3 separate regions of the Homo sapiens genome follow, and regions 1 and 2 are each linked to region 3. Evidence: chromatin contacts called from ENCODE Hi-C or POLR2A ChIA-PET data. All regions are on one chromosome and are shown on one strand. Each heading gives the region's core, a stretch centred on a gene start or an enhancer-like site at or near the end of the contact. The rest is flanking DNA. Distances are from core to core; before and after follow the strand shown. Region 1 overlaps MAB21L3 (mab-21 like 3). Region 2 has its middle 120 kb from the start of ATP1A1. Region 3 overlaps ATP1A1 (ATPase Na+/K+ transporting subunit alpha 1).

Region 1 (2,700 bases), core at 61-2,560, 250 kb before region 3:
GAACACATGGACACATTAAGGGTAACATCACACTCTGGGGACTGTTGTGGGGTGGGGGGAGGGGGGAGGGATAGCATTGGGAGATATACCTAATGCTAGATGACGAGTTAGTGGGTGCAGCGCACCAGCATGGCACATGTATACATATGTAACTAACCTGCACATTGTGCACATGTACCCTAAAACTTAAAGTATGATTAAAAAAAAAAAGTACTGTAACCAAATGGTGGGGTCCCTAGGCTATCGTTTAATAAGTAATGATTTTAAAATATTGAAAAAAAAATTTCCAAACCAACAATGAGTTTACAATTTTTGAAAACATGAAGGCTTGGTGCAGTGGCTCATGCCTGTAATCCCAGCACTGTGGGAGGCTGAGACAGGAGGGTCACTTGAGACCAGGAGTTCAAGACCAGCCTGGGCAACATAGCCAGACACTGACACCCCGTCTCTACAAAAAATTTAAAAATTAGCCGGATGTGGTGCTCAGGAGGCTGAGATGAGAGGATTCCTTGAGACCAGGAGTCTGAGGCTGCAGTGAGCTTTGATTGTACCACTGCACTCTAGCCTGGGTGACGGAGTCACCGGAAGGGAGACCCTGTCTCTAAAAAAAAAATTTAAAAAGAGCATATAAAATGGTGAACAAACTAACATTTTGTTAAATCATCAAAAATTTGTATTCTAATTCTCATATTCTTGTATCTTAGGAAACATCATTTTTGAAAAGGTGGCAAATGTAATAAGGTTTTAAATTTAATTTCGGCCGGGCAGGGTGGCTGAGGCCTGTAATCCCAGAACTTTGGGAGGCCTAGGTGGGCGGATCCCTTGAGGCCAGGAGTTCCAGACCAGCCTGGCCAACGTGGTGAAATCCCGTCTCTACTAAAAATGCAAAAATTAGCCAGGCATGGTGGTGGGCACCTGTAATCCCAGCTACTTGGGAGGCTGAGGCAGGAGAATCGCTTGAACCTGGGAGGCAGAGCTTGCAGTGAGCTGAGATCTGGCCACTGCTCTCCAGCCTGGGCTGGGCTACAGAGCGGGACTCTGTCTCAAAACAAAACAAAAACCATCTTAAGCAACTTTTAAAACAGCTACACAGTCACGGAATGCTAAAAAGTGAAAATTGACTGTAACATTGGTTCAATATGTGTGTACGTGTGTGGAAAGGGAGGAACTGACGTGCGCCACAGTCTGATTCCGGTAGATTCTTTCCGTCTTTCCCCTGAGATCTGAGGGTTTTGCAGGAAGCAGGGCTACCAGCAGCTTCCTGCGTATTCCCAATTCTTGCCAGCAGAGGGCAGCAAGGGAACACATATGAAAGGAGCCAGGTCCCACCCATTCTCGTCCTCGGAGCCCAGCAGGTGTCACACTTCTCAGCCCGTAACTTACACCTGGTCCCTCCAGAGCAAGGATGAGTGGATTCCAGCTCATGCCAAATTGTTGACCTTTCCTGCCATTTTAGCCGAGATTTACATCTTTCTCCTTAAAACTCAGATTTTAAAAGGGAGCCTATGAGAGGACCGTCCATCCAGGCTCCCGGGGCATTCAGCTCCATTCTGTTTCCTGGGACAGATTGCACAGCTAAGAAAAGCCAGAGAATATTACTCCTTTATTCTGTTCTTTTTTTTTTTTAATTCTCCAAAAGACCGTTCAATCCTTCTTCACTCTTCCAGGCCCAAGACTAGGCGTGTAGAGGAATGGTTGGTTTTCAGCCACCGCAGTTGACCTGCCTGCGTCTGCATCCCAGTTCTGATGCCGAGGAGCTGCATGACCTTGGCAAGCTGTTTGGCCTTTCTGTGTCTCTAGTTCCTTCTCTCCAAAATGGGCATTGTGATGGCCAGAATTGTGTCCACCACAATTCATAAGTTCAAGCTCCAACCCCCAGCACCTCAGAATGTGACTGTATTTAAAGAGGTGATTAAGTTAATAATAAAGAGGTGATTAGCTGATTCAGTCTGACGGGTATCCTTAAAGGAGAGGAGATTAAGCACACAGAGAGATGCCAGGGATGTGCATGCGCAGAGGGCAGCCACCCACAGACCAAGGAGAAAGGCCTCAGGAGAAACCAGCCTGTCCACACCTGCTCTTGGACCACCAGCCTCCAGAACTGGGAGAAAATACATTTCTGTTATTTAAGTCACCTAGTCTGTGGTATTTGGTTATTTTCCTATGGCCCTAGGAAACTGTTACAGGCATCATGAAAGAATATATACCTCATAGTGTTAATGAGAGCAACGAATGGAATGATGGATGTAAAAGGCTCTTAGTTGAGTACCTGGCATGGGATAACTGCTGAACAAATGTTTTCATTTTAGATGCCTACCCCTCGTGCTATTTGCCCATCTCTACCATTCCTGATAACTATACCAGACCACAGATAAATTCTTTGTAAAGAAAATATAAACCATCACAGAGGAAACATGAGAAAATTTCACTGCAAATTCTGCAAGCCCATTCTCCCCTTCGTCCCTCTTGCTAAAATATAGAAGGTATCTCCCTGAAAGGCCAATTTCTCCACATGTGACAGCTCAGATGCCTCCCAGCTCTTCAGTCTTTCCATTTATTTCTTGTAGTTTCCTCCACATCCTCCCGCAATGGCCGCTTCACTCTCTTCTCCCCTTTACTGTCCAGCTTCCTGAGTTACTATACGTGTATCTCCACCTACTCGCCTCATTCACTCTTTTTGTTTTTTTAAATTGTGAAATA
Region 2 (2,700 bases), core at 123-2,622, 130 kb before region 3:
AAAATTAACTTGCAGGGCAGACCCATCCCCCAGCCTCCCCAGGTGCTCCTCTCCTGCCTCTCCTTGAGGTGCTGGCTTCTGTCCAAAGGGTCTACAGTGCTGGGTCCTGGGACAAAGTCTTACAGGAGGGATCTGGGAAATGCGCAATTTTGAAACCATATGAAGTGATGGAAATAACACTGCAATGAGAGTGAAGAAATCAAGGTTTTAGTCTGAACTTTGTCACTAGCTATCTATGTAACACTAGGCAAGTTACCTTCCTTTTGTGAGCCATCGTGAAATGGTGCAGCTGGACCAGTTGGCCCCTAAGTCCTTCCCAGGACTAAGATGCTATTGAGTCACCAAGCCTAAAATAGGAGCTGAGCATGAAGAAACCTGAGCCTGGGGGAGAGTGTCTTGACAGCAAAATGCAGGTGCCTTGTTCTTTCTTTCAATTCACCTAGCTTCCCTTTTCCAAAGCGATTCTCCTGCCTCAGCCTCCCAAGTAGCTGTGAAAACAGGTGTGTGCCACCATGCCCAGCTAATTTTTTTAATTTTAATTTTTAGTATAGACAAGGTCTTACTGTGTAACCCAGGCTGGTCTGGAACCCCTGAGCTCAAGTGATCCTCTCGTCTCAGCCTCCCAAAGTATACTGTAATGTTTTGATAACTGACCACACATTCTGCCCTGGCATTCCTTTTGATTAGAGGCCCGTGACAGATCCCTCTGCATCCCCAGCTGTCCACATACCTTTTCATTTTCCCCATTTGGTTTTCAAGCTCATGGATTGTGATATTTGCACAATTTGTGTCAAAGCCACAGCAACTATGGACCCCATCCATAAAGATTCCTTTATCACTTAGACCTTTCCTGGGCTTCCTTTCAGGTAAAGCCTCAGGCCCTTCCTCCACTGTCATCTGCTCCATGTTGCTGTTGAAAGCTGGGCTTGCCAGAACCCCTTGGTCCCTGTCCTAGCCTTCCTTGAGGGTACAGTTCCCACTGGGCTGGCCTCTAGCCCCTCCACACCTACGTCACAACAGTGATGGTCATTTCTGAAATAAATAGAACAGGCATGAAGACAGTGGAGTCTAGCTAACCTGTGGCTGAGAGACATAATGAAGTAATTATGTGTTCACTTTTAAAAGGTTCCCAAGGCTTCTACCAGGGCTGCAGGTTGAATGACCAGTAATCCCTTAGGGTGCAGTTAAGATACCTGTGTCTGGGACAAAGACTTCCAAGTAGAACAGGCCAGCCGACTGCTAGGCTGGGTTGGATGGGACCAGTCCTCTCCGGCTGGGATCCTGGGGAGCCTTTCCCTGCCTTATCTCCTGGTTCACCACTCTGTACCAAGCATTCATATCTCAGTGACCCCACCCAGCTGTGCCAGAGGGAGAGTTCCCTAACTGCTGCTGTTTGGACAAAAATCAGGCAAAACCAAGCCCAATGCATCAATTTTATGCCCGTCACTGCAACCAAGTCACATTTGAAGGGACCCCAGCTGGCTGGCACCTGCCCCTCCCTCCCTCTGAGTTTTAGAGTTGAGGAAACTCTCATAAACCTTCTAATGCTGGGACTACACATTTTATTGTAATCATAAATAGAACATAATACCACAACAGGTGCACTGGGATGCTTGCTTAAATAATAAATGCAGTCAGCTTTGTTGCCTATTCACCCAGTCCTTCAGGTGCCTGAACAGCTGTGGGCTAGGGGTGGTGGAAGCTTCTGCCCAGGGTTGTATTGCTCAGGGAGAATCAGAGAGAAAATGTCCTTACCTTGAACTCAGGTTGTACAGTGTGAATGCTGACATACACCGCAGTTCTTCCACACCTATGTGGTGTGGGGCCCAGTTCGAATACCAGCTGTGTGTCGTGGAAAGACCATTTAACCACACTGAGTCTGTTTTCTCACTTGTGAAACTAAGATGCTAGAATTTAGGGTAATTCTGATGAGTAAATGAGTCAGGGAGTGTGGTTCTGGGGCCTGTGTTCCCTCTGTCAAAATCCACTCACTCCCTGGGGCTGTGATCGAGAAATCTGCCCCTGAAGCTTGTCCTTGGTCAGAGAAGCCCCCTAAGGGTTAAAAGACAATTATGGACCACTTCAACCCACTAGGATAGTGCTTATTAAAAAATAAAAAAGAAAGAAAGAAAAGAAAAACCTAGAAAATAACAAGTGTCAGTGAGGATGTGGAGAAATTGGAAACCTTGTGCACTGTTGATGGGAACGTATGATGGTGCAACCTTTGTGGAAGTTCCTCAAAAAATTAAAAATAAAGCTACCATATGATCCAGCAATTCCACTTCTGGGTATTTACACAAAAGAAGTAAAAGCAGAAACTCAAGGAGATATTTGTATGTCCATGTTCATAGCAGCGCTATTCACAATAGCTACAACATGGAAGCAACCCAAGGGCCCGTTAATGGATGAATGGATGAAAACAATGTGGAGTATAGTTCAGCCTTAAAAAGGGAGGAAATTTTGACATATGCTACAACATGGAGGAACTTTGAGGACATTACACTAAGTGAAATAAAATAGGCATGAAAGAACAAGTACCGTACTCATACAGGACTGTACGCACTCATTCAAAGTAACTACAGTGCTCAAAGTCACAGAGACAGAAAGTAGAATGGTGGTTGTTGGGGGTTAGGGGGAGGAGGGAGGAGGAGTTGCTGTTTAACGGGTACAGAGTTTTAGTTTTGCAAAATGAAAAGAGTT
Region 3 (2,700 bases), core at 57-2,556:
TTCCAAACGTCCAGTTAGTGATCAAGTGTTGGTGTGCCTGACTCCATTTCTGACCCTTCCTGTGTGGTCTTTAGAAGGATAAATAAGAAAACATGAGTTCTATATTTCTGAAATCTTGGTTTCTCTATTAAAAATCTGTTTTTTATTCAGTCAAAAAATTAATTGAATGTCCCTAATTATTGTGTAGAGCCACGGGCCCTAACTTGTCTTTTCCCTTCCAGCTGTACCTGGGTGTGGTGCTATCAGCCGTTGTAATCATAACTGGTTGCTTCTCCTACTATCAAGAAGCTAAAAGTTCAAAGATCATGGAATCCTTCAAAAACATGGTCCCTCAGGTACCAGACGCTTTGTCCTTCCCCAGTGGATGACTTGACAGCCCCAAGCATGTCAGCCTGTGAATTAGTGTGAAGTTAAGGTTTTCCAAGTATTACATGACTCATCAGAGAGATGGATGTCTTCTACCCCACCCAAAACCAACCTATTTTCCTTCTATCCAAAAAGTGGTAGCCTTTCTTTTGAATGTAAACTCTGAATACAGGCACACCATGTAACAGCAATATCTCTTAAACTGGCGAGCAAGCTTTTGTAACTTGTGTAAATAAAAAAGTGAATAATATCTTTGTTTTGTATTCAGGTAATTAGGATTATGACTATTTTTATTTTCTTGTTTTGGACACTACCTTCTCTTTGTTGGTATACTAACGGTGTAAATTGTTTCTTTTCCAAAGCAAGCCCTTGTGATTCGAAATGGTGAGAAAATGAGCATAAATGCGGAGGAAGTTGTGGTTGGGGATCTGGTGGAAGTAAAAGGAGGAGACCGAATTCCTGCTGACCTCAGAATCATATCTGCAAATGGCTGCAAGGTAGCTCTTTTATTTTAACAAACCTCATAGCTAGCTCTGCTGTTCGGGCAGCTTGATTTGAGGGGTACAGTAGCCCATGATAAGGCTGGTGTATTCACATGACATTTTTCTTCTTTTCCTCACATATAGGTGGATAACTCCTCGCTCACTGGTGAATCAGAACCCCAGACTAGGTCTCCAGATTTCACAAATGAAAACCCCCTGGAGACGAGGAACATTGCCTTCTTTTCAACCAATTGTGTTGAAGGTAGGCCATTTTTGGGCACTTTGAGCATGGCGTGGTATTTCTCTTGGGCATTAACAAAATCAAAACCATAGGCACAATCTCTTGTTTTATTGGCTCCATTTCTGAGAACTTGTGTCAAGCACAGAGCAGAGGTGTTTTCCTAGCTGGCAGGAAACCTTGTGGCAGTTTCCCTTCCCTCCACCTCCACCCTGCCTCTTCTGTCAACAACACCAGTCTGGCATGGGTGTTGGAGCTGCTGTCCTGCTACTGGAGAGAAGTCCCTTTGCCAAACAGCATGTACAGCCAAAGAGCTGGCCCTTAAAAAGTGCTTTTATCAACTCTTTTTGTTTTTTTAGTCATCCTATGTAATTGTGTAAAATCCGTGGCTTCCTTCAGGTTAGATACAATTAGGTACAGTTCTCCCTCCCCTTCTTTTTAAGGCACCGCACGTGGTATTGTTGTCTACACTGGGGATCGCACTGTGATGGGAAGAATTGCCACACTTGCTTCTGGGCTGGAAGGAGGCCAGACCCCCATTGCTGCAGAAATTGAACATTTTATCCACATCATCACGGGTGTGGCTGTGTTCCTGGGTGTGTCTTTCTTCATCCTTTCTCTCATCCTTGAGTACACCTGGCTTGAGGCTGTCATCTTCCTCATCGGTATCATCGTAGCCAATGTGCCGGAAGGTTTGCTGGCCACTGTCACGGTAAGAGGCAGGTGATGGTCACCCTGACTCAGATCAGCTTGCACGAATGTTACACTCTTCCGCTATCCTATTCTAAGGTATTGCCAACTTATGTTTTATTCTGGATGTTTGATATAGTTCTTCTTGAGAGCCACATCACGTGGTGAATTTTGACAGTGAGAAAACCTCAGCATTTGTTTATACGTAAGATAACCCCAAAGCATACATTTTGCTTTTAAATTATCACGTGGTCCTGAACAGTGCAGTGGAGAAAGGAGAAGAACTTGGGATCAAGTAGGGGGATAGAATATGGTAGAATCCTGTTATTATTTTTCTTAATAGATTGCTTTTCTGGAAGGAAGGGGAAGCCTCATGTATGGGTTCCCCTTATTATTTCTTCAAACTTCAGAAGAAGGTTGGAGAGATTTAATTTTAGACAAATTTCTTCCACATTAGGATATAGCAAGAATCTGTATAGAATTCCAGCCTGGTTGAGTGAAGTAATAATCTTCCTAATATTTTTTAGGTCTGTCTGACACTTACTGCCAAACGCATGGCAAGGAAAAACTGCTTAGTGAAGAACTTAGAAGCTGTGGAGACCTTGGGGTCCACGTCCACCATCTGCTCTGATAAAACTGGAACTCTGACTCAGAACCGGATGACAGTGGCCCACATGTGGTTTGACAATCAAATCCATGAAGCTGATACGACAGAGAATCAGAGTGGTAAGGCCAGGGTTACCACACACCTCAGCCACCTGCTGACTTCGCTTGGTTTTTTTTCTTTTAAGAAATTGCATGAAATTTCTTTTTTTTTTTTAAGCTCATGGCAGCTTTTTCTTTCTTTTTTGTTTTTTTTTTTTTTATCATTTAGTGAAGAGTCAAGGGTATGGGATATTGATTTTTTGCATGTCAGTAGAAACT

The links. Hi-C counts contacts between places; a loop is a spot of excess contacts on that map. ChIA-PET counts read pairs that join two places held with the same protein, here RNA polymerase II (POLR2A). Pooled maps may share reads with other maps.
Region 1: a loop to region 3 is called in a map of HepG2, with 6 times the contacts of the local background. The contact joins two enhancer-like sites. A Hi-C loop is called at or near these places in 4 of 168 maps with a recorded cell type or tissue (A673, Calu3 and HepG2) and 5 of 50 pooled maps. POLR2A ChIA-PET finds 5 or more read pairs at or near these places in 2 of 52 experiments (GM10248 and naive thymus-derived CD4-positive, alpha-beta T cell).
Region 2: a loop to region 3 is called in a pooled map, with 2.6 times the contacts of the local background. The contact joins two enhancer-like sites. A Hi-C loop is called at or near these places in 1 of 50 pooled maps. POLR2A ChIA-PET finds 5 or more read pairs at or near these places in 3 of 52 experiments (GM10248, MCF 10A and activated CD4-positive, alpha-beta T cell).

Annotation. Positions count from the first base shown.
Region 1 is chr1:116,137,926-116,140,625 of GRCh38, forward strand. It overlaps MAB21L3 (mab-21 like 3), which reads left to right. Exons shown (of 8, transcript NM_152367.3): 8 at 1-224. Among named protein-coding and RNA genes, the nearest start is that of MAB21L3, 28 kb to the left of the region's middle. RefSeq lists enhancers at 1,035-1,084, 1,183-1,477. Within about 2 kb of position 1,311, at least 5 of the 41 ENCODE cell types and tissues checked have a DNase peak (open chromatin) inside an H3K27ac peak, as active enhancers do.
Region 2 is chr1:116,255,784-116,258,483 of GRCh38, forward strand. No RefSeq gene overlaps it. Among named protein-coding and RNA genes, the nearest start is that of ATP1A1, 120 kb to the right of the region's middle. Within about 2 kb of position 1,373, at least 4 of the 41 ENCODE cell types and tissues checked have a DNase peak (open chromatin) inside an H3K27ac peak, as active enhancers do.
Region 3 is chr1:116,387,910-116,390,609 of GRCh38, forward strand. It overlaps ATP1A1 (ATPase Na+/K+ transporting subunit alpha 1), which reads left to right. Exons shown (of 23, transcript NM_000701.8): 5 at 222-335; 6 at 729-863; 7 at 993-1,110; 8 at 1,530-1,798; 9 at 2,304-2,502. Among named protein-coding and RNA genes, the nearest start is that of ATP1A1, 16 kb to the left of the region's middle. RefSeq lists an enhancer at 2,317-2,376. Within about 2 kb of position 1,307, at least 6 of the 41 ENCODE cell types and tissues checked have a DNase peak (open chromatin) inside an H3K27ac peak, as active enhancers do.